3 separate regions of the Homo sapiens genome follow, and regions 2 and 3 are each linked to region 1. Evidence: chromatin loops called from intact Hi-C (ENCODE). Cell type or tissue: IMR-90. All regions are shown on one strand.

The links. A loop is a pair of places that touch in the nucleus more often than their neighbours do. Peaks named below come from ENCODE experiments on the same cell type or tissue, not always from the same donor. Only the 100,000 strongest peaks of a DNase experiment are listed, where the experiment ranks them.
Region 2: it touches region 1 in a loop (15-fold over the local background); 49 of 110 quality-filtered maps call a loop at or near these places.
Region 3: a loop joins it to region 1, with 16 times the contacts of the local background. A loop is called at or near these places in 55 of 110 quality-filtered maps.

The regions. Positions count from the first base shown.
Region 1 is chr15:25,929,282-25,937,281 of GRCh38, forward strand. The region is part of intron 1 of LINC02346 (long intergenic non-protein coding RNA 2346); the gene reads left to right. Among named protein-coding and RNA genes, the nearest start is that of LINC02346, 31 kb to the left of the region's middle. RefSeq lists enhancers at 1,185-1,686, 1,687-2,186. In IMR-90, a CTCF peak has its summit at 4,830; a DNase peak (open chromatin) is centred at 4,820; H3K4me3 peaks cover 284 bases; H3K27ac peaks cover 172 bases.
Region 2 is chr15:25,689,860-25,697,859 of GRCh38, forward strand. It overlaps ATP10A (ATPase phospholipid transporting 10A (putative)), which reads right to left. Exons shown (of 21, transcript NM_024490.4): 14 at 4,960-5,287; 15 at 1,856-1,932. Among named protein-coding and RNA genes, the nearest start is that of LINC02250, 120 kb to the left of the region's middle. RefSeq lists enhancers at 5,321-5,821, 6,808-7,354. In IMR-90, CTCF peaks have their summits at 2,428 and 4,228 (motif pointing right); a DNase peak (open chromatin) is centred at 1,602.
Region 3 is chr15:25,504,139-25,512,138 of GRCh38, forward strand. It overlaps LINC02250 (long intergenic non-protein coding RNA 2250), which reads right to left. Exons shown (of 5, transcript NR_187215.1): 3 at 3,921-4,068. Among named protein-coding and RNA genes, the nearest start is that of UBE3A, 69 kb to the left of the region's middle. In IMR-90, a CTCF peak has its summit at 4,472 (motif pointing right); DNase peaks (open chromatin) are centred at 363 and 4,463.

The sequences.
Region 1 (8,000 bases):
GTACAAAAAACATCTTATAGTTATAACAGGTTATTTTAAATTGATAATGACTTAATTTGACTGCAAAGAATAAAAGTAACAAAAATAAACTCTCCACTAATATGCCCCATCTTGACTTTTTCATGTTTCAATTTACATCTTTTTATATTGCCTATCTTTTAACCAATTGTTGTAGTTACCATCATGTTTAATAGTTTTGTCTTCTGTCTTCATACTTAAGAAATAAGTGATTTACTTGCCCCAATTGCAGTATTAGGATATTCTGAATTTGTCTTTTTTTCTTTTATTAGTGAGTTTAATACCCTTAGATATTTTCTTGTTACATGTTAGCAACCATTTCTTTCAAATTGAAGAACTCCCTTGGGCATTTCTTGTAACACAGATTTGGTGATGATGAATTCCTTCTGCTTTTGTTTGTGTGGGAAAGTCTATCTTTCCTTAGTATCTGAAGAATAGCTATGCTAGGCACAGTATGCTCGGTTGGTAGTTTTTTCCTTTAGCACATCAAATACAGCATTCCACTCTGTCCTTGCCTGCAAGGTTTCTGCTGAGAAATCCACTGAAAGCTGTATTGGGTATCTCTTGCATTTGGTTTGTTTCTTTTATCTTGCTGCTTTAAACATTCTTTCTTTGTCTTTGATTTTTTTAAATTTGATTATAATGTGCCTTTGGGATTTCCTCTTTGGGCTGAATTTTATTGGTAACTTCTGAGCTTCTTGTACCTGGATGGTGTCATTTTTTTTTCAGATTTGGGAAAATTTTATCCATTATTTATTTAAGTATGCTTTCTAGGCCTTTTCTCTTTTGTCTCCTTTGGGAATGTCTATTATGTGGAAATTAGTTCACTTGATGGCGCCCCACAATTCTTGTAGGCCCTGTTCACTCTTTTTTTAAATTCTTTTTTCTCTTTACTCTTCTAATTGGGTAATTGGGGTTATCTGGGCTTCATAAAACTGGATGTCTATTTCCCTTCCCAGATGTGGGAAGTTTTCAACCATTATTTCCTTAAATAAGTTTTCTACCACTTTCTCTTCCTCTTCTCTTTGTAGAAATCCCATAAAGCATATATTGGTATGTTTGATGATGTTCATAAGTTCCCTAAGTTCTCTTTACTTTTAAAAAATTATTTCTGTTTTTTTTTTGTTCCTCTGACTGGATAATTTCAAACGATCTCTCTTTGTGCACACAGATGCCTCTTCTTCTACCTGATCAAGTCTGCTGTTGAAGTTTCCTCTGAAATTTTTCAGTTCGGTCATTGTGTCCTTCAGCTCCAAAATTTATTTTCTTTTATCATCTCTATGTCTTTGTTGAAGTTCTCATTTTGTTCATGTATTGTTTTCACGATATCATGTGGCTTTCTTTCTGTGTTCTTTAATAGTTCACTGAGATTATTTAAGACACTTATTTTGAATTCTTTTCCAGGCAGTTCTTAGGTCTCCATCTTTTAAAAGATCAGTTATCGGTTTTATTGTGTTCTTTTGGCATCGTTGTATTTTCCTGATTCTTTGTGATCCTTATGGCTTTGCACTGGTGCCTGTACTTTTGAAGAAGGAGTCATCTCTTTTAATCTTTACAGGCTGGCTTCAGCAGGGAAACCCCTTCCCAGTCAGGCTGGCCAGAGATTCTGAGTGGGCTGGCTGGTGGGATCCATAGGCTGGAAAACTGCTGGGGTCAGTGGGTAAGCAGGCTTGCTGCTGTGGTCCATGGGCAGGTGGCCTGCTGCTGTGCGCCACCAGCATGCCGTTGAGGTCTGCATGTTGGTTGTTGAGAGCCCTCATCTATTTCTGTTGTTCTTAGCAGCCCCCAGGCAATCTAGCCTTTCTGATTCACTCAGTGTTCTGGGTGAGGCATAACAGAAGTGAGCCTCTCAGGCAGTAAATCAAAAGGCTACAGAAGAGTCAGATGCTCACTGCATGCTCTCTTTCCCCCATGGGAGAACTTATGGGCCAAGGAGATCTGTCTTGGTGCTGCATTCTACTGGCCTAGAGGAGGCTTGGTGCTGGTAAAGTAAAAATATTCTTACCCTTTTCAATGTGTCTTTTCTCATTTCTGTGCCCCATCAAGGTGTTGAATACTCTTGCTTGGAGTCCAGAGCTCTCAGAAAAGTAATTTTATCTATGGATGGTTATTAAATCAGTATTTCTGAGGGGAACAAGGGCTGGCACTTCCTATTCTGCCATCTTGCAGATGTCACTTCCAGAATTCTTTCTTAAGCAGAATTTGCCCCCTTAATTTCCCTGGAGGGTTTCCCAACATAAACTATTGTGTTCAGAGACATTAGGAACATTTCTCCCAGTTCATAGCTTAGGTCCAAATAACTTTTCCAGGCCTGCTTTTCTGCCAACCATTTCATGTTTCATGGAGCAGCCATAGGGCAGTGGTTTCTCACCTGGGGGTGACGGTATAGTGGTTTTAACTCCCGGGGGACATTTGGCAATGTATGGAGACAGTTTTGGTTTCATGACTTGGGAGGGGATCTTACTAGCATTTAGTGGAAAGAGGCCAGGAAAGAGTGCTGCTAAACACACTACAATACACAGCCCAAAGTGTCAAACTTATTGAAGTTGAGAAGCCCTACCCTATGAGTACAATTAGTAAATAATTAATACATATAAAGTACTTAGAAAGTCTCTGGGGCAATAGTGAGTGCTCAATAAATGCCAGCTATTTATAGGGATGGTCTGAATGATATCCCATTGTTGTACCAAACTGCTTGTTGACATTCAGTTTCATATTTAACTGTGAACTGCATAGAAGCATGTGACCCTCATGTGAGCATCAGCCTCCCTTCACTAACATAGTCCTTTGTGCGTATGAATCACTCCTACATGAGAATGGAGCAGTAGAAAGAAAGGGCCAATCCCCTGATTGAAGATGAACATCCTTATCTCTGAAATTCTAAGGCAGAGTTAGAAGAAAAGAGGTTGGAGTGCATTTCTGATTAACTTTGTAAATTTTAAAATTCCTACAGTTAAGTGAATTTGAATTTGGTAACAGAAAAAGTATAAAATTACTCTATTTCATAAAAGAAACAGAAATGATCTTTTGTCTTTTTCATGTATAAATTTGGCTGTGACCCACAGAAGTATGAAGATATGGTTTCCACACCAATGTTAGGCCTTCTCAAGGAGCTTAGAGTGTGTCGGTGGAGAGGGAGAAGCCCAACGGGAGATCTTATTCCACCTCTGCACGTCTTCAGGACCCCTGTGGAAACATGTGATCTCTAACAGTCTCTCTGGGGCTCTGCCCACCCCCAGCAGTGTCACCTCACATCACCGCACAATAAGAACTTTCTCATCATGAACATAGCTTTCTCTGGAGAAGCTGGGAAGTGCTTAACTATGCCAGAAGCTGGACAATTCAGGTAGAAGTGTAAATGTTGGCCTAACCTTCAAAGGACAGAAATAGCTTTCTTTGAAAGTTCTCAAAGGTGTTTCAGAACTCTGGAAAATTTTAAATCTTAAAATAACACTACAATTGTCCATTTGTCTTGGGGATGCCTGTGCGGAGTGAGAGTGAATCCCTAAATTTGACTTTCCGTCTCTCCTCCACTGCAGGATGTGGTTGGGCTTTTTCGTCCTTGGGCTGCCAAAACTGAAAAGCACCTTGCTCCACTCCAGAGGAATGTGTTCAGTGTCCTTTATAGAACCCACTTGTTTCCTGGCCTGGAAGGGGGATTGTCCCGGTGCACAGCCGGGCTGTCACATGTGTGACGTGTTAGCTGTCCCCCTCCCAAACATTAGCAAAGCATAGTACTGCGAAAGCAAATGTGGCTCCCAGGGCACCGCTCACAGGCTGTCACCAAAGCTTATGATCCCCGAGCTGACTGGGAATGGGGAATGTCAGGGAATACACAGTCTCCGCCCCCTTCTCCTTCAACTCTCACCCTTGGGCACATCACTCACGTCTCCTAAATCATCCCATGGTTTAGGAGTCAGGCAGTGATACACATGCTCTGAGCAGATTCTCAGGTGCTCTTAAAAGCTGCCAATGCTAATATTGCCCTGGAAAACAATGATGAGTATTTTAGAGCGACCCACTCACTGGGTGAATGCATTGAGTCAGCCCATCCCCCTGCCTTCACTGACTGCACTGCGGTGGGGTGGGTGGTGGTGTCTGTCCCTCTCTCTCTGCCTTCACTCCTAACTGACAGCTCCTGCCACCCTGATGCTCAGGTTTCATCATCCCATATACTCTGGGTCTTGTTCCGACTCTACAAAGAAAAGGTGCCACGAGGACTGTGACAGAGTATGACTATAATTCGGTAGAGGTCTCATCTCAACTCCTTGTTTTACATACCATGTGTTAACTGAGGCCACATGGAGAGGGTAATGTGAAGTGTTACCTGAAGGACGGTGGCAGAGCTCTGTGCACTGGCTGCCCCGAGGGGGCAGAAAGGAAGGGAGGGAGGGAGGAAAACAGTAGGGAAGAAGGAAGCCACTCTCTGCCCGCCCCCTGCCCCATCTCAGGCCCTAGCCCTCTGCCAGGAGCGTCTCCTGAGGCTGAAAGTGCCCCCTCCCGCTCTCAGACTCTGCGCTGCCATCTGCCTTGCTTCTCTCGGTACCACTTCCCCTGCTCTCTTTTGAATCGGATTCTCTCCTTCAAACTCCAGCTGATCCAGCCCGCACATGCCAGGCCCGTATGTAGATTCGTCTGTTGCCACCGTCCTCCAAGCCCTAGGGAGGGGTTGAGCTCCGTGGAAGGCCTCTGATGGGAGGGACACGACTCGGAGGCTGAGCAGCACAGGACACCGTGGTAAACTGGGATTCTTCTTTGCCTTTCTCAGGGAGGCAAAAGGTGCAGAGGCCTGCAGTGTGCTGTGAGCGACAGTGCCAGCTAGTGGCGCACGACTTACATCGCTAGCTACAGGGTTTCTTTTCTTTTTCTTTCTTTCTTTTTTTTTTTTTTTTTTGAGGCAGTCTCACTTTGTCGCCCAGTGGCACAATCTCAGCTCACTGCAACCTCTGCTGCCCAGGTTCAAGCAATTCTCATCGGTCAGGCTCCCGAGTAGCTGGAATTACAGGCATGCTCCACCACACCCAGCTAATTTTTGTGTTTTTAGTAGAGAAGGGGTTTCACCATATTGGCCAGGTTGGTCTTGAACTCCTGACCTCAAGTGATCCGCCTGCCTCGGCCTCCGAAAGTGTTGGGATTACAGGCGTGAGCCACTGTACCCGGCCCAGCGTTTCTTGACAACAGGGAATTGGGAGGATGCAGTCAGGCCTGGCCTTTAGTGGGTTGTAGAACTCCCTCTAGGGGTAAATGCTCAATAAAAATGGCTTAGCCTGGCCAGGTGTGGCGGCTCATGTCTGTAATCCCAGCACTTTGGGAGGCCAAGGTGGGCGGATCACGAGGTCAGGAGATCGAGACCATCCTGGCTAACATGGTGAAACCCCGTCTCTACTAAAAAATACGAAAAACAAAATTAGCCGGGTGTGGTGGAGGGGGTCTGTAGTCCCAGCTACTCGGGAGGCTGAGGCAGGAGAATGGCGTGAACCCGAGAGGCGGAGCTTGCAGTAAGCCGAGATCACACCACTGCACTCACTCCAGCCTGGGCAATAGTGGAGCGAGACTCCGTCTCAAAAAAAAAAAAAAAAAAAAAAAAGCCTTAGCCTGAAGAACACTGCCTTGCTTTCCATTTGGATTCTTTTCCTGTAGTTTGAATAAAGACGTAAGTTTTATAAAAATGTCTAGCCTTATTTTATGCATGTGCCCTGAGAAAGGTCTTAGACTCATTTACTGAAAGATGAAAGCAGCTATGTTTCTGAAATGAAGTCACTCTTCAATCACTTACTGCCTAGCAGGCAGCCACTGCCAAGTCCATTTTCCTGTTTTTATTGGAAAAAATATCATATCCCTTCCTTTAAATTTGTTTTTGATTCAAAAAAAATGGTTCTGAGATGTTAGAACATGCATGCTATGTGTCAAAATCTAATATTCACCAAAATCTAATAGTCATCAAACACTAGAAGCATTTAAGAAGAGGGCCGGGCATGGTGGCTCATGCCTGTAATCCTGGCACTTTGGGAGGCTGAGGCGGGTGGATTTCCTGACCTCAGGAGTTCGAGACCACCCAGGGCAACAGGGTGAAACCCTGTCTCTACTAAAAATACAAAAAAATTAACCAGGTGTGATGCCGTGTGCCTGTAGTCCCAACTACTTGAGAGGCTGAGGCAGGAGAATCGCTTGAGCCCCAGTGGCAAAGGTTGGAGTGAGCCAAGATCATGCCACTGCACTCCAGCTTGGGCCACAGAGTGAGACTCTGTCTCAAAAAAAAAAAAAGAAAAGAAAGAAAGAAAGAAAGAAAGAAAGAAAGAAAGAAAGAAAGAAAGAAAGGAAGGAAGGAAGGAAGGAAGGAAGGAAGGAAGGAAGGAAGGAAGGAAGAAAGAAAGAAAGAAAGAAAGGCTAAGTGCTGATTGGCTGCATGGAGGTGAATGGGCTTCCTTGCGATTAATGAGGCACAGCAGAAATGGAAGACGGGGAGGGCTTGAGGATGCTGTCCCAGGACAGTCCAAGGGACACAGCAGGGGAAAGAGATGTCCGGGCAGCAAGAGACGGAGAGCAAAGCTTGGGCCCTGACAGCATGGACCTACTTCTTTGAATCCCAGAAGGCAAAGTGCATACCCAGCCTACTGTGAGCTCATCCTCATCCCTGCCACTCAATTCACAGTTCTAAGAGTTGATACAGAAAATTAATTATATTTCATATATTCAATAGGTTAGACACAAACATTTCCTAATTAACTTTATTTCTAATAACATTACACCCCCTGCCAAAGCAATATTCTTATCTGAGGCCAGAGTTTGCAGTGGGAAGATGTAGAAAAGGAGAATGGGATCTATCCTGGTCTGGGAATTCTGTAAGAGTCTAGGAAGGCAGATGGAGCATGTGATAGCCTGATGACACGACAATTTGTCACAGACTCCTGAAGAAACCGCTAGCATTCTAAATGCGCAACTCATGGGCGTCATGATTTCATTTCTCTTAAAACCTGTGACTTTCCTGCGAACAATTTCTTTTCATAAGAATAAACTTGACATCCTCCACGTACGAATAATAGAAAGTTCTGTGCTGGTGTGAGAAGCACTCATGGAGGCCTCTGTCCCACACTGTGGTCTGAGAGAGCTTTCAAGTAAGACACATTTTAAGCCAGCAGCTTAGATTGATAGGTAGATAGATAAGTAGATGGATAGATAGATAGATAGATAGATAGATAGATAGATAGATAGATTATAGATAGATAGATAGATATAGTAACTGATTTCAGTAGGGAAGAATTATCATTTGGCCAGTTAAGGATAAAATGTCTTACTACATAAGGTTGGACTTTTATCCTTCTTATCCCCAAAAAACATATCCTGATTTTCCCCAGTTCTGCCTGTATTTGATATATAACAGGATTACAGTACCAAGATGTATATATTTAATCAAGTGAACTTTTGCTTGGCTGTGAGGCCCTCTGCTACAGTTTGAATGTGTCCCCTGCAAAATTCAGGTGTGGAAACTTAATGGCCAATGTGATAGTATTAAGAGGAGGGACTTTTGCAGGTGATTAGACCACGAGGGCTCTTTCTTCTTGAGTGGGATCAGACCCTCATAAAAGGGGCCTCACAGAGCATTCAGCTGGCTTGCCCTTTTGCCTCCCACCATGTGGTGACACAACCTTCCTTTCCTTTGGAGGACGCAGCAACAGGCACCATCTTGGAAGCGGAGACCTGGGCCCTCGCCAGGCACCGAACCTGCTGGTGCTTGGATCTTGGACTTCCCAGCCTGCAGAACTGTGAAAGAATAAATTTCTGTTCTTTATGAATTACCCAGTCTGCAGTATTTTGTTACAGCTGCACACACAGACTATGACACCCCCAACATGGAAGGTGCAGGACCAGCTCCATAGGGCATCAGATGCTGTGACCCACTTGGAAGGAAGTTAGAGGACTGCACTGAAGTGTCTGAAGAGCAAGCTCCCCTTTGCACAACCTCACTTTCATGTTGGTTTGGG
Region 2 (8,000 bases), 240 kb before region 1:
CCCAGCCACATGCTCAACATTCAAGTGTTTGATCCAAAAGATGTTTACTAGACGAGTTTCCAAGCATATGAGGTCAATAGGCACTGCCCCCATCAGATTTTCAGTAGAGGAAACAGTGAAAACAGAAGCAATGCCAACAAAGTCAGAATGAATGAACTATAGTTGACCCTTGAACAACACTGGAGTTAGGGGTTCCCCCGAACAGTCGAAAATCCACATACAATTTCTGACTCCCTCAAAACTTAACTACTAATAGCCTACGGTTGATGGGAAGCCTTACTGATCACACAAACAGTTGATAAACACGCACAATGGAATCTACATGTATTTCACATATTCATGACACACCTACGTTTTCCTTAATTTTTTTTCCTTTTTTTTAAAAAAAAAAAAAAAAAAAGAGAGACTGGGTCTCATTGTATTGCCCAAGCTTGAGTGCAGTGGTGCAATCATAGTTCACTTCAGGCTCAACCTCCCAGGCTCAAGTGATCTTCCTGCCTCAGCCCCCTAAGTAGCTGGGACTACAGGCATGGGCCACCACGCTGGGGTTTTTGCATTTTTAGTAGAGATGGGGTTTCACCACATTGCCCCGCTGGTCTCAAACTCCTGGCCTCTGGTGATCCTCCTGTCTTGTCCTTCCAAAGTACTGAAATTACAGGTGTGAACCACCATGCCTGGCCCGCTTTAATTTTTTCGATATTTCTAGGCTATGTGGTTCATCTGCAAGTTTTTTCAAATTGTCACAAATCTCCAAAAAATTTTCCAAATATTTATTGAAAAATGTCCCCATATAAGTGGACTCAAACAGTTCAGACCCGTGTTGTTCAAGGGTCCACTGTATTTTGTACATTTACTTAGCAAATGTTTCTTGAGCTTCCCCTTGTGCAAGGTGCCACACTGGGCACTGTGAAGACACAAAGGTGAGTCAAACATGAACACCATTTTCAATTTTCTGGAGGAAGAAAAAATGTGCGAGTAACGTAACACGGAGATTCCAGTCAGATGACGGCGGGGGGAGTAAGGCAAGTGTCAAGGACCAGCCGTGACGGAACTACTGTGCATCTAGCTTGGGACCCTCCATCTGAGGGTGGAACATCAGCTAAAACTATTAATGAGCTCTGCACAGGCCTGACATGTAGCACATGCCCAACAGATCATTACTGATCGAACCACTGAGTCAGCAAATGAATCAACCAGCGAGTAAGTGGTATCAACATCCTGGTTTTTAGAACTTCGGATAAATTGTTCCCTAAAATCTCCACCAACCCAAAAATGTTGTGATTCATACTTAATCAAATGTTGGAAACTGTTGTAATACTAAATCCAAAAGCAGCACATTTTTAGTTAAGTCATTTGTTCAATGTCTGACTCCCAGACCGAGAGTGAACACAGTGGCAGAGGAAAGATGCAGAGGTGAACTTCCATGTGAGTGAGGATGGCTACATTCCACCTGTACAGTGACGCCAGGCTCCACCTACATCAAAGGCATTTTTTCAAATGGTATTGCTCCGTGTTCACGGACAGTAAAAAGTGCCTGCTGGGACCGAGCCATCGAAAGCCAGACAGAAGGCGATGACTCACCTTGCCTCTCTCTGAACCACTTATTTCACAAAAATAGACTTGTGACATGGGAAGACATGCTTATTGCACACTGCTTCATAAACAGGAAGAATGGCATTCCTCCTTACCTTCCACTAGTGGCTTAGCAGCTGTATTGAGCATCAGCTATATTAAGGGCAAACCCTTTAGCCTCGTTCAGTAGAGCCCAGAGGAAGTCGGGGACAGCCCACAGGGTGACAGGACAAGAGGTCAGTAGGGCCAATTGGTCACACAGAATAGCCTGATTGGTCTTTACCTGCATACCCTCCTGGCCGGAGATTCCCACACCCACATCTGCCACCTGGATCATGCTGACATCATTGGCTCCATCACCTAGAAACAGCACAGGCAAGAAGAATTGTTTGATTCTAGAAACAGCACAGAATCAAATCAATGTGCTAGATTTTCTTGGGAGTCCCCGCTGAACTCAGTCCTGTGAAAGCGTCCTGGGGAAGATGGGGGAAAAAGGAGTAGAGCATCCACCCTGGGAGAATAGAGTTAAGCATTCAGAATAAGCTAGCGACACCAGGAGATGTTTCGGAAAGCGGGCTGGAGCTGAGCCACCTGGTACATGGCGCCTGCTCTGCAGTGCCGCTCTTACACCAGTAAAACCCTCATCCTGCTGTCTGGCACAAGGAAAGATGCTATCATCATCTTCATCATCATTAGTTACTGAGCCACTCCAGCCAAGCAGCCAAGGCTACTCCCAGCCACACTTCCCGGGCAGTTTCTAAACTAAGGGAAGGAGGTTAAATTCAGCCCAGCACGTTGTGGAGCTCTTTTTTTTGCATATGGATTGCCACAGTATTAGCCATTGTGCTCACTTTGGGGCCCTCTAGGGGTGCAATAAAGGAGAACTTCTCTTCATTCTGTCAATTTGTTGATAGAAAATGTTTAGGAACACAGAGCATGGTCAGATATCTGGACACCTTCGGGGAAAGGACAGCAGAGTCATAAAGTTGTTATCACTCCGTGACGGTCACCATTCTTGGAACTGGGCAGCAGAAGAGCCCAAATCAGGGCATACATCCCAAGTTGCACAAATGAGAAAAGGTGCAGATACACAAAGTTAGAATGACTTGTAGTGTGACTACAGGATGTCTCTTCCCTGTGATTTTCCTGTTCTTTATAATGTTGAGACCAATATTAACTGATCAGTTAATATATATCAAATTGGAATTCTCTGAAGCAATAAAAATCTGTACAGCTTTCCCCAGAATGTCCCATTTAAAATGAGATACGGTAAAACATGAGATATGGTATGCAACGATGCTCTCTACATTATAAACCACTGGGCACTAGGAGTAGGTCACATTGATGCTTTAACGCATTCTTTCTTTCTTTCTTTTTCTTTTGAGACAGGGTCTCACTCTGTCACCCAGGCTAGGTGGGAGTGCAGTGGCATGATCATGGCTCACTGCAGCCTCAACCTCCTGGGCTCAAGTGATCCTCCCACTTCAGCCTCCTGAGTAGGTAGGACTACAGGTACATGCCACCACACCCAGCCAGGTTTTGCATTTTTAGTACAGATGGGGTTTCGCCCACCATGTTGCCCCAGCAGTTTTTTTTTTCTTTTTTTGAGACAGGGTCTCTCACTCTATTGCCTAGGCTGGAGTGTAGTGGTGTGATCACGGTTCACTGCAGCCTTGACCTCCTGGGCTCAGGTGAGCCTCCCACCTCAGCCTCTCAAGTAGCTGAGACTGCAGGTGTGTGCCACCACACACAGCTAATTTTTTTTATTTTTTGTAGAGATGGGGACTCACTATGTTGCCCAGGCTGGTCTCAAACTCCCGGGCTCAAGTGATCTTCCTGCCTTGGCCTCCCAAACTGTTGAGATGACTGGTGTGAACCACGTGCCCAGCCATGTGCTGATGTTCTTATGGGTCATTACTTTCCCGTTTTCTTTTGAGATTCCATTCTGTGTTTCCTTTTCTTTTTAATCTGCCAAGGATTTCCTTCCACTTCTTCAGGAATACCAGACACCAGTGGCTACGCGGCTGAGGCAGGCACTGGCCAGGCCAGGGAAACATCATTCACGTCTTACTGTGTACTGTGGCCTTTCAGGGCTGACGTTGTCCTCGTGCTCCCAGGGAAGGACGCTGACGCTCAGAGGAGGAGGCTGGGACAGGGGTGGTGCAGGTCAGCCTGAAGACCGTTTCCAGCTCCTCAGGGAAACCTGAGGGCCACCCCAGGCACATGAAGGCAAAGATGGCCTCAGGACAGGCCATGGCTGTTAGGTTCCCCGGGCCTCCTGAACACGTGCCCTGTGCCCACTCTCCTTAGCGGTTACTGGCCTCAGGGTGTGTAGGGCAGGGTCCCCATGACGACCGTGTTCAGGCCAGTGCTCGCTCTCCTCACTGCCACTGTAACCCAGGCTCAACAGCGGTCTCCTCTGGCCAGGTGAGGTGCCCACTGTGAACAGGCAGCAATCTCCATGTCAACAAGCAGGGGCTGTCACAGACCTTTTGCAGAAAATACTGCCAACACTGGCTGATTGATTGGCGAGGGTACTTGATTTCTGATCCAGTTCTCACCTAGGAGTAGATTCTATTTACAGGGAGGCCCAATTGTTGGCATGTGGGGGTCACGGCCACTGCTTCCTTCCTGGCCCTCACCAGGAGGTGGTGCTGCTGAGCCCCTGAACCTGTGCTAGAGACTCTGCCTGCACTAGAAGTGGGCAGAGAGGATGTCCTGGAAGGAGGCGAGTGGCCACCATCCCCTCCCTGGAGAGGAGCAGACAGGGCTCTCCAGGCCAACAGTGTCTGCCAGGAAAAACCACCATGAGAAACACAGTCCTTAAATAACTGGTGTAAAACTGAGCAGTGATGCGTATCTGATGATGGACTTATTTACTCAGAAGCCTGTCCCAGAACCATCAGCACAGCTGACAGGAGGCAGTGGGAATTCTGGTCACCAAGCCTCTGGGCCCTTAGGGCGTTACAAAGCCTTGGACACCCGGAGGCTCATGGTGACCAGAAGCAGCTGCAAAGGACCTTCTAAGTTGGCCTGGGCTAAGGCTGAGTGTGTAGTGCCCTCTGCTGTGGCCAGGACAGACTGGGACAGGCAGGTCTCTTGTGTGCTGTCTCCTGAGAAACAGGGTAAGCTCCATCTTGTTGCCGTAAAGCAGCACCGGATTACTGACCTTGCAGCATGAACCTGTAACTCTGCTACTCTCTTTTGTGGCTTTCCAATGTAAACTTTACCTTCGGAACATGTTGCCTGCTCTATCACACTGGGTGTGATTTTACACACAGAAAGAAAGGTGAGGAAGTGTTTTCCCATCTCGTGGTGTAGCATGGAAGGGTAGAGGAAGTTTGGGTCCAGCTGGGAGGAGGCCGTCTGGCCAGCTGGGATACTTGCCTATGGCCAGGGTCATGGCCTTGAGCTTGCTCCGCACCAGCTTCACCACCATGCTCTTCTGCAGAGGCGTCGACCGACAGCAGAGGACGGAGCGGCACTGCTTGGCAAGGAAGAGGAATTTGTCCTCCAGGTTTTTCTCGAGAGCGTAGGCCAGGCTTCTCCCATCGATCACGAGGCTGGGTCTGCGGCCAGAGGCAGTGGACGTGGAGGGTGGGCAGAGAGAGGAGAACCTCATGCTCACTTTGCCCTTGGTCTTCTCAGGGGCTCTCTGGAGGCCTCTGGACTGCACGTAGCATAGGCACTGGTCTAGCAGGGCTGCACACGCCTCCTGAAAGGGACATGAGAGGACAGCGCAGTTCCCTCAGAGTCATGCCACAAACATCCCCGCCCTGGCTCAACACCTCTGGAGCTGACATCCTTCCGGGCTCCAGGCTGCAGTACCCGCCTGCCCAGAGGCCACCCTCCAGAAACTGTGAAGTTCAGCCGGAGAGGATGACTTTCCCCAGAGAAGAGACTGAATTGGTGGCCAGGCACCGTGGGTGGCTCACTCCTGTAATCCCAGCACTTTGGGAGGCCGAGGCGGGTGGATCACGAGGTCAGGAGATCAAGACCATCCTGGCTAACACGGTGAAACCCCGTCTCTACTAAAAATACAAAAAAATTAGCCAGGCGTGGTGGTGGGTGCCTGTAGTCCCAGCTACTCGGGAGGCTGAGGCAGGAGAATGGCATGAACCTGGGAGGCGGAGCTTGCAGTGAGCCAAGATCATGCCACTGCACTCCAGCCTAGGCGACAGAGCGAGACTCTGTCTCAAAAAAAAGAGACTGAACTGGTCTAGGTTTCTCTAAGATCTTACTTGATCACCCATGATACAGTGCAGAGGTTGGAATGGACCATCTTCACTTTGGGAGGCCATACTGTATTATTGTGAAATTGCTGGATAGTTAGACTGAAGGCCCTCCATGTACTTCTTGATAGTTCTCAGAGGCCCTTACCTAACCCCCCAAGGACTAACTGCAGGACACAAAGCTCTGCAAAAGGCTTTGTTATGATTAGCCCCTAAAGAAATGCAATTTTCAGTATCCTCCCTAAGTTCTCCAATTCTGCCAGGAAAAGAAAAAAAAAAAAGCACAATTACGGAGGCTTTTAATAGGCAAAACTTGATCTGGATTCCAGAGAAAGGAGGAAAACCTACGGTGGTAGCAGCACTAGGGATCAGGGGCAGGAGCTGGAGGCACAGGAGGGACCACCGTCTCCAGGAACAAACACGCTCCGGGGAGCCTGGGCAGCTCCTGATCCTCCGCAGACCGTGAGTCTGCTGGGTCAGTGACCAGTGCCCTGCAACACACCACGGAAATCCAGCTGTGTTCAACACACGCTTACTGAGGATCCTTTGTATTCAGAAAATGAAGCCAGACTAGAGAAAAGAAGACTGAAAAGACACAGTTACTGCCGTAGGGGGAACAGACAGCTGATGCACACACACTCATGGCTGCAGCAAATCACCAACCAGGATGTGCGAAAGTGTGGAGATGGATAGGAGAGGGAGAGCTTTGCTTCCAGGGCATGGGGTGGGATATGGCAGTAACTGGGGAAGGCCTTGAGGAGAATGCAGGATGCCATCACAGGAACTCCATGAGCTCCCTGGACTCCCACAGCAGTGGAGACTCCTCCTTCATCCCGTTGCTCCCACTGACTTCAGGCGGCACTTGGGCAGGACGCATAGGCTCATTACTGCAGAGCTCTGAGAGGGAGTAGCAGCCGATGGACCGGGAGAGGAGACAAGTGTGCTAAGGACACTGAATGGGTGGTGGGTATGTCACTGTCACTCTGGTAGCCCCTGGCTTAGCCCAAGGCACCAGGGAACCTGGACGTGGGCTCCAAGGCAATGACAGAGAGAGCTCCAGGAGATACCTTCTAGCTCTGGCTTGAGGAGTGAAAAGGGGGTTCCCAGTGCTCTGAGAAGATGAGGAAGTCTCCAATTTTATTTATTCTTTTTCGTCTATTATTTTGAACTCAGTCCCAGGCAATTCTGCTACCGTGGCTATGCAGGAATGGCAGTGGCAGAAATGTCTGCTGCCGCAGACTCCAAGGGAGCTAGACCCTCCTTTCCAACAGAGCCTGTGGTGCTCTGTCTTCTATTCTGCCCCCACTTGGCGCTGGATGCAGGAGAAGGGCAGGAAATATGGGAAGAAGAAGGTGACACACTCCAGCTTTCCTGCCAGAAGACTGAAAAGGGGATTCTTGGGGAACCAGAGGCGCTGGAAAAATTGTAAAGAGAAGCTTGGCTAACTGACCCCATAATGTTGTTAATGAATTCCTGGGCTCACCCATAACAAAGCCTTTGAGAGGCAAACTCTGCAACAGACTGCCACCCAAGTTCCAAGGTGACCTCTGGAGGGCAAAAATGCAAGACTAGGTCTTATAAACACATCTGCCTTTGAAACCAACACCCAGAGCTCACAGCCCAAACCCCACAGGGTTGATCACCTGCTTAAAAAAAATCCACATTCTCCATAGAAATTAAAAATGGCCAGTGTCATAACATAATATTCGAAATGCCCATGATACAATCCAAAACTTCTTAGCATACAAAGAACCAGGAAAATCTTAACTCTGTGGAAAAAGACAATCCACAGAAGCCAATGTCAAGATGACACAGATACTGACATTATCGACAAAGAAAGACGAAAACAGCCATTATCCAAAAGTTCCAAGAAGTAAGATTGAACATGCTGGAAATGAACAGAGAGACAGACAGTCTTGGCCAAAAAGAAGGAAGATATTTCAGAGAACCAAATAGAAATTTGTGACAGAAATACATTAACTGAAATAAAAAGCTCACTGGATTCTAAATCATCTATGTAGATACTCTGCCCTCAAGGAGAAAACTATAACTCCACACTCCTTAACTGTGAGCTGTGCACAGTGACTTCCTTCGGAAGAATTCAGTATGGGAAGAGGCAAAGAGTACAGTGACTGAAAGGTCAACCCCAACAGTGACATGGTGTTGACAGCATGTACCCTTGATAGGATATGATGA
Region 3 (8,000 bases), 430 kb before region 1:
TCCAGGGCAGTTATCCTGCTGGGGCTGGGCCAGCCCTCCTGCCCTAGCAGCCCCCATCTTTCTCTGCCCCACCCTGTCTCCTAGGTGTGCTGGGATTGCTGTGTGGGGAGGGAGTACGGCCAGCCTGCCTGGGCCCACACCTTCAAGGAAATGAAAAATAATTTCTCCTTGCAAGAGGTTAGGGGAGCTTCCCAGGCTTGTCTGTTGCTATTTCTGTCAGTGAAGAAGCAGTTTCGAGGTCCCCAGGCGGCTGGGAGGAAAGGAAGTGTGCCCCAGGCCCACCTAGGGGGAGGTCTACAGGAGAAAGGCTCTCTTTGTCATTGCTGGAGGGTAACAGCGAGTTTGCAGTTGGTGATAATGATTCATTTCCTCAGTTGAGGTTTGGGAGGATTATAGCTGGAATTTGAAAAGTCGTTTCTATATCTGGCAACGAAGGAACTCTGAGTGATCAGCATGTACTGTTTGGTGTTTTGCCATCATTGGTAATATCACTGTCTTAGTCAGCTCGGGCTGCTGTAACAGAACACTGTAGACTGGGGGGCTCACAAACAACAGACATCCACTTCCCACAGTTCTGGAGGCTGGAAGGCCACGATCGGGGGCCAGCTGGCTTGGGTTCCGGTGAGGGCCCTCTTCCGGCTGCAGATGGTTGCCTTCTGATTGTATCCTCACGAGGTGGAAAGAGAGCCAGAGAGCTCTCTTGGTCTCTGTCACAAGGGCATTAATCCCATTCATGAGATCTCCACCCTGATGACTTAATCACCCCCCCAAAGGCCCATCTTCTAAAACCATCACATGGAGGATTAGGATTTGAACATATGAATTTCATGAGAATGCAAACATTCAGTCAATAGCCATCACCAACAACACTAAAATGTAAATTGGAGGCGTCATGTGAAAAAAGAAATGATCTAAATGAAACTCCATGCTATCATAACGGAGTTCTGCAGCCACCAATGTATGTCCTCTGGTTGAGTGTACAGGCGGTATATGTATATGTTAAGTGTATATATATCTTATGATTGTTCTGAGTATTCATGATTTAAAGTACATAATCAAGCAATGAGCAGTGTTCACATCCCCAGCTGATTAGAGCCAGCGTGTTTCTCTAATCATTCTCCACTGGCTGGTTGTGGAGGCAGAATGTTATCAGGATGCCCTGATAGATCAGCAATGTCCTCTCCTGCTTTGTTTCAGGAAGGGGCGAACGTTTGTTTACGGATCTGACAGCATAAAAAGTGAACCTGCTGAGAATGGAGTCCATGCACTCAAAGTCACTTCACCTCCACTGGTGTTGAAGGATCCCCGTGGCTCATGGTCCACAAGCCAGAGAGCTTATTGCTAGTGCAAATGCTTACCCAGTTCCTTCCACTGGGATGGACAGTTCCAGTTCCTAACTCAGCCCAGAGGAGCACAGCTCTTTTGTTTCTAGTATCTTCTAGTGTAGAGGAGCTGTTGTTGAGGATAGGTCCGTGGAGGTGATCGCCTCCCTTAGCTCCTGCACAGTAAGCAGATGCTGAGGCGGTCTTGAACATTAGAGCATAAGGCACCGGGATGTGTCCCCAGGGCTGTGCTGCCCTTGAGTGCCTTCCTGGTCTGTAAAGTTGCATGGCATGCAGGAAGAGAGAGAGGTCTGGCAACTGGCAGCACACCATGACTGAGTGGACCTGACTCTCCAGGCACCTTGAGGGTGCAGAGCCACCACTTCACTCTCACAGAGCTACACCATTATGGGGTATCTTTGCAGGACATAGGAGACAATCTGAAGTGTTCAGAAACTCCAATGCCCTGAAAACACTATCAGGGGATGAATTATAATGTAACATACTAATAATACTAAAAAGGCAAAGGGAGGTAAGGTTTTAAGAGATTCACTATGAACTTTGACCTCAAGTCTATGGAATCCTCTTTTAGCTCATACCTCATTGTAGATTTTTTTAAAAACTGCAGTGAATTATGTTTTTTTCTATTAAAATTGCCTATAAGTTGACAGTGAGTTTATCAGAAGTCTGTCTTTTCCCATTTTGACAAGGTCTAGTGACAACTGGTAAGAACTTAGAAGTATAGTCAGCACCAGCTACTTTCAACTAACTACAGGAGGGATAACTCTGCATTGCTGTTGGTTGATACATAAGCTGAGACATGAATGATATTCACTGCATAACTGGCAATGTGGACACTAATGGGACCCTTCCCACAGGTCATGCCCGCTGTTGAGTGCACTGTATAGATGATCACATTTATTCCCCAGTGCAACTCATGGGACAGGGATTATCATCCCTATATTCAGGGAGGAAATTGAGACTCAAGAGAGGCTCAAGTAGCAGAACCAGGCTTGGATCCAGAGACTCTGACCCCAAAGCCGTGACTTATGGTGGGGAGCTCTGTTTCTTCCCAGAGGTTCTAGTGAGCAGCCTGAGGTAGTGATTTCCTCCTATGGTGACTGAGAGCTCCTACTTTATGGCATCAGATCAGGGAGGGACTCCAGCTTGATCTGGCAGCTGCAGCTGTAGACATTATTCCTGCCCTCGTGAAACATAAAGACTTGTTAGTCTAATGGTAGAGATACGACATCAGTGTAACATAATAGATACTTATTAATCAGTTGCTGTTATTCCAAACACAACATTGCTTTGTTATACTATATGTAGTCGCTTCTTCTGTATGTCTATAAATCAAATATATTTCCTTGCATCCTGAGAGGTAACAACCTAGATAAATACTTTATTTATTTATAATCCATCCACCTATTCATCTATCCAACACATATTTGGTGATTTTGATTACATTCCAGGTGCCTTTGCTAAGGATGGAAGGACATACAAAGATGTGAAAATCCAGGCACAGGCTCTTCCTCCGAGGTGGCTCAGTCTAGCAGGGGGAGACCCTCTCTGTACATAACTCTGAGGAAAGTGCGCTGGAAGAGCAGGGGTTTAGCAGAGAATGTGTTCTCACGGCAGGGGGTCACAGAAGTATTGATGAGTGAGCAGGACTTGGAAAGGGCAGATGGGCTGGTAGTAAGGACATTGCAGATGAGCAAAGGGACACTCCTGGGGAGTCTTGAGTGTGGGGGGGACTTGAGGATGTTCATGGAGGGGAAAAGCTGGGCAAGGCTGAAGAGTAGGGCAGGGCAGGGCACGGAGGGCTTGGCCCCTGGATTGGCAGCTAAGACTGAATTCAGTAGGCAGTGGGGCCATCAAAGCTTCGAGAGCTGGGGAAAGCCATGACATGGGTTTAGTGGGAAACACATATTACTTAAAGTCAGGCAGATCCTGGCTGGAATCCTGGCTCCATCTTTTTAGCTGTGTCTGCTTGGTCAGTTGCTCTCAGCCTGAGTTCCCATGTCAGTCACCTGAAGGAAATGGGCCTGCTTTGTGGTCTCATTTAGAGGTCTTGCTCAATCATGTGTGTAGAGTGCCCATGGGGCCTGGCCAGTGAGTCCTCCGAGGCACCTCAGGCTGAACCACGGGTGGCAATAGAAATGGTATGAAAAGATGGACAGCTCTCAGAGACAAGGAAGAATGACTAGAACTCGGAACCTGACAGGAGGTGTCCTTGTCCGGTGAGGGGGCTGCAGAGTGAGATGTGACCATTCTGGGCTACCTTCCCGGCAGTTCCCTGCCCAGGCATGTGGTCGCTGTGGGGCCCTGAGCCTGGGACAGTCCTTTTTTGGGGTCAGGCTTTTCTTTGGGTTATTCCTTTCAAGCCATAGTAAAACCTAGTAGTCTCTGTTTTCACACAAGTTTCTGACATCTGATGCCAGATTTACAACCTGAAGTGGCCAAAGATTTTAGGTTTTCCTTGGGGCTTAAATCAATGGTGTTGCTTGGCTTCCTCCTGTGCAGTAGGTTGGCCAAGAAAACCACCCTTTGTTCTGTCTTGAAGGGAAGGCATGCTGCTGTGTGGCTCTTGACATTTACCTTATCCCGGAGCTGAGCTTTGTCTATGGCTGTGCAGGTGGGGCGGGAATGGGAAAGACAGTCCTCTGGCACGCTTTCCACATTTGGATGGAAGACCCAGCTTCAGCTTCAAACACTTTTATTCCTGATGGCATTGTTTACAAACATGCTAGAAAAACAGAATTAGGGAACAAAATTATCTCATGATTGCTGAACTATGATGAGATTGATGCTTTTAAGCACTTCCCCTAGGGAAACCAGGCAGGAATCTTTCAAGGGGAAAATGTATCATAAGGGAAGACAATTAAAAGTTAAAACTGGCTAATGAAACTGATAAAGGGAGAATTGTTTTAATTATCGATGCTCGTCTTAAATAAATTGTATGATTTCCCAGAATAACACATCCATCATCATCAAGTATGAGGACATGACCCGATCCTGGGGTCTCACAAGGGGCTTTTGGGTGTCTCTGAGAGGACCATGATGAAGACTCAATGACATTCATGCTTCTGAACCCTGAATCCACTTCAAGATGCCATGTAAATGCTGTGCATCTTCACCAGCAGATGTCACTGTTTACATATAAAATGCAAACAGCCCCCAAAGCTTCCCCCCACCCCCACCTTTATTCTAAAGCAACACACACTTGTCCATGTTTTTTCATAAAGCCTTATTTATCATGTGGTCATTTTTGTTCTGGAAAATAATGATATTGTTTATCCCTTTAAATAGCTGTACATGTAAAGGGAACTGGTTTATGAGAGATACCCATTTCACATACTAAGCTATGCAATGACACCTCTTTTAAAAGATAATTGTTGAACACTTACTATTTGCCTGAAACCAGCTTCCCATGATGAAAGGTATCCAAAAACAGCTAAAGAGCTGTCCTTCTTTAAGGGTCTTAAAACCTCTTTTGAGAGATGACAAATAATAAAGCAACTTACAATGTTGGAAGTTAAATACTAAAACTAAAAATGAGTGTCATATTGTTTCAGGGAGATGAAGGTCTGTGGGGGCTGGAGCAGATGGAAGGCTTTAGGGAAGGAAGCCCCAAGATAATGAGGGTGAATTCATCTGGTTGAGAGTGGAAAGGTACTGTGGGTTTTTGGTTTTTTTTGTTTGTTTGTTTTGCTTTATGTGTTTTGGGGTACTTTTGCTGAGAGAATAAAGAGCAATTATGTTTGGAGGATCTATTTGTTGGAGTCATGAAGAGCAAAATGGAGGAGGACAATGTTATTACAAAATCCAGCTGCGAGAACAGCGACTCCTGCAATGGTAACTAGAAATAAGATCAGATTGGGAGGCATAAGGAAGGAAGACAAGACCGCCATGCCAGCTTATTGACAGGTACAGTCACTATGTCTTCTTGTCTTCTCAGTCCAAAATCAAAATACAAGCATTGACACATGGTCAGACACTAAAACAGAAGGTTTGAAATCAGGGCTGTTTCCAGAAACTCCAGGACATATGGATGCTGCAAATATACGGAGGAGAGAGTGACTCTCATGAACATGTAGGGTATCAATGGTGCTGCCACTGAGAGAAATGGAAGACCTGGGGAGGAAGGTTGGCTTGGACAGAAAGATGTTTTTAGTCTGATCCATGTGGTTGAAACTGATGTGGGCCACAGCATGATCTAGCAAGGCTGGAAGCTATTCAGGAGCCACTGACCTAGAAGTGGAAACGACAATAGGGAGGGGAGAGAGAAGGGCCAGGGTGTAGTCGTCAAGGTTTGTGTTTTAAGGAGCCAGCTCATTTTATTAAATTGCATACATCAATAAGTAATATCCAGGAAAGAAGAGAACTAGAAACCTCTCCCTGGTGTGGTGTACTATTAAGCATGCAAGTTTCTGCTGACTTTGCATCCTCTCTGCCTTCACATCATGGGAATTCGTGACCAGAAGCCTTCAGCCTGCACCCCTCCACCCATCCCAGGGTTTCACCATAATTACTCGGGACTCTCAAACATCTGTGCATCAATCAGCTGCCCATCATACTTGCTCACCCCTTCCAGTCTCTGGGAAAGCAACTTATTATCCAATGTGGAAGGTCTTGTTCTTGATAAGGTTCACTTTTTGAATCCTATGAGGGAGGGAGGGAAACGTGGCTGGAAGTTCAAAGCAGCCAGAGCCATTTCCAAAACACATTCTCCTTCATTTTCCGCTGACTCACTGTGGGATCTTGACAAACTCCTAACTAGAGCTGTGCCTTAGTTTGCTCAACTATAGAATCGGAAAAATGACGCATTCTTCTTAGAGTTACCTCTCAGATTGTGCTTCTGATGCATGTCAAGCCCAGTGGGGGCACACCGTTAGTAATGAGACATCTTAGCACCAATATGTGCTTTTCACATTGGGCAGGTGTCAGGAGAGGCCTGGGGTCATAGGACCAGACTGCAAACAACACAATCCCAGAATAAATCCTATTAATTTGGCATAATTGATGAAAATGAAGATTAGATATTTGACCAGAGATGAGAAATTCATGGGCATGAATGCTGCAGCTCTGATTACTTTGCATGTGAATGTGTGGTAAGAGGCAACATTTCTTTTGTTTAAAACCCTGTGCACCTAATTCACATTCAGAGAAAGGTTGTAGAATCATTCAGGCTCATTGAAAACAAGGAACCAGGATGCCAGCAAGGCCAATGTTGTTGTGAGAATGTTGAGCTATTAATTATAAAATAGCAAAACAGGGTGATTTTATTTATAGCAAACTGTTGCTAGGCAGATAATAAAGACCCCTTTCAGAGCTTGCATTTATATATACATATATATATATATATATATATGTATTTTTTTCTCACAAAAAAGTGCTAGCTTGTGTAATGATTTTTCAGATGAAATGAAAGCAGGACGAGGCTGTCAGCCCTGAATACTTGTGACTTTTAGACTAAAGTCCTTGGCATCAGCCAGCACTGCAGGATGGAGCAGGTGAGGTTCAGCAACCCTGTGAAGGGAGGCTAGGGTATTACCCGCACCCTTTAACAGCAGACTGAGTATATAAACTCTCACTAGACTGGAAGTGAGTGAGCAGCCCCAGGAAAGCCCAGATGAGCTATTGTGCCTTCCTTGGCTTCCCTACCTTCTGTTGTGCCAGGAAGGGTCGGGGAGCCTGTCTGTGGCCTTACTCAGTCAGATATCCCTTCCCTGGCCCCTCTAGAGATGGTTGCTACCTCCTTTTAGGAAGTGTGTGGGAAGGGGCCAATTTGCAAAGGTTCACTTGTGCTCAGTCCCTGCTAAGATGATCAAGCTCTTTTCAAAACTCAGGGGTTGGGCTTTTGCAGTTTCTGGATAGAAGAGGCCCTTAAATATTTGTGGAATTCATGAATGACTTCATGCATGCATTTGGTCCTGTATTTTGGTCCAAGTAGAAGATATGGTAGGTAGAAAAATACCACCTCCCCCGACAAAGACATTTCTATCCCAATCCCTGGAACCTGTACATGCTACTTGATTTGGAAAAAGGGTCTTTATAGATGTGATTAAGTTAAGGATCTTGAGATGGGGAGATCATGCCGCATTATCTGGTAGATCCTAAATGCAATCACATGTATCCCTTTAAGAAAGAAACAGACATTTAACTACATACAGAAGAGGAGAAGGTGATGTAAAGGTAGAGGCAGAGTGCTATAGACTGAATGTTTGTGCACCCTTCCCCACCCACCCAACCCTGCAAATTCATATATTGAAACCTAACCCTAATGTGATGGTTTTAGGAGGTGGGGCTTTTGGGAAGTGATTAGGTTATGAGGGCAGGGTCCTCATGAATGGGATTAGTGCCTTTTTCAACAGGCCCCAGAAAGCGCCCTTGCCCCTTCCACCATGTGAGGATGACCATCTATGAACTAGGAAACAGGCCCTCACCAGAGACTGAATCTGCTGGCATTTTTGATCTAGGACTTCTCAGCCTCCAGACTGTGAGAAATAAATTTCTGTTGTTTATTAGCTACTCAGTCTGTGGTATTTTCTTATAGCAGCCCAAACACACTAAGACACAGAGATTGGAGTGGTGCAGCCAAGAGCCACAATTGCCAAAGGTGCCAGCGACTTGAAGAGCCAAGGCATGGATTCTCCCCTCTGGAGGGAGTATGGCCTG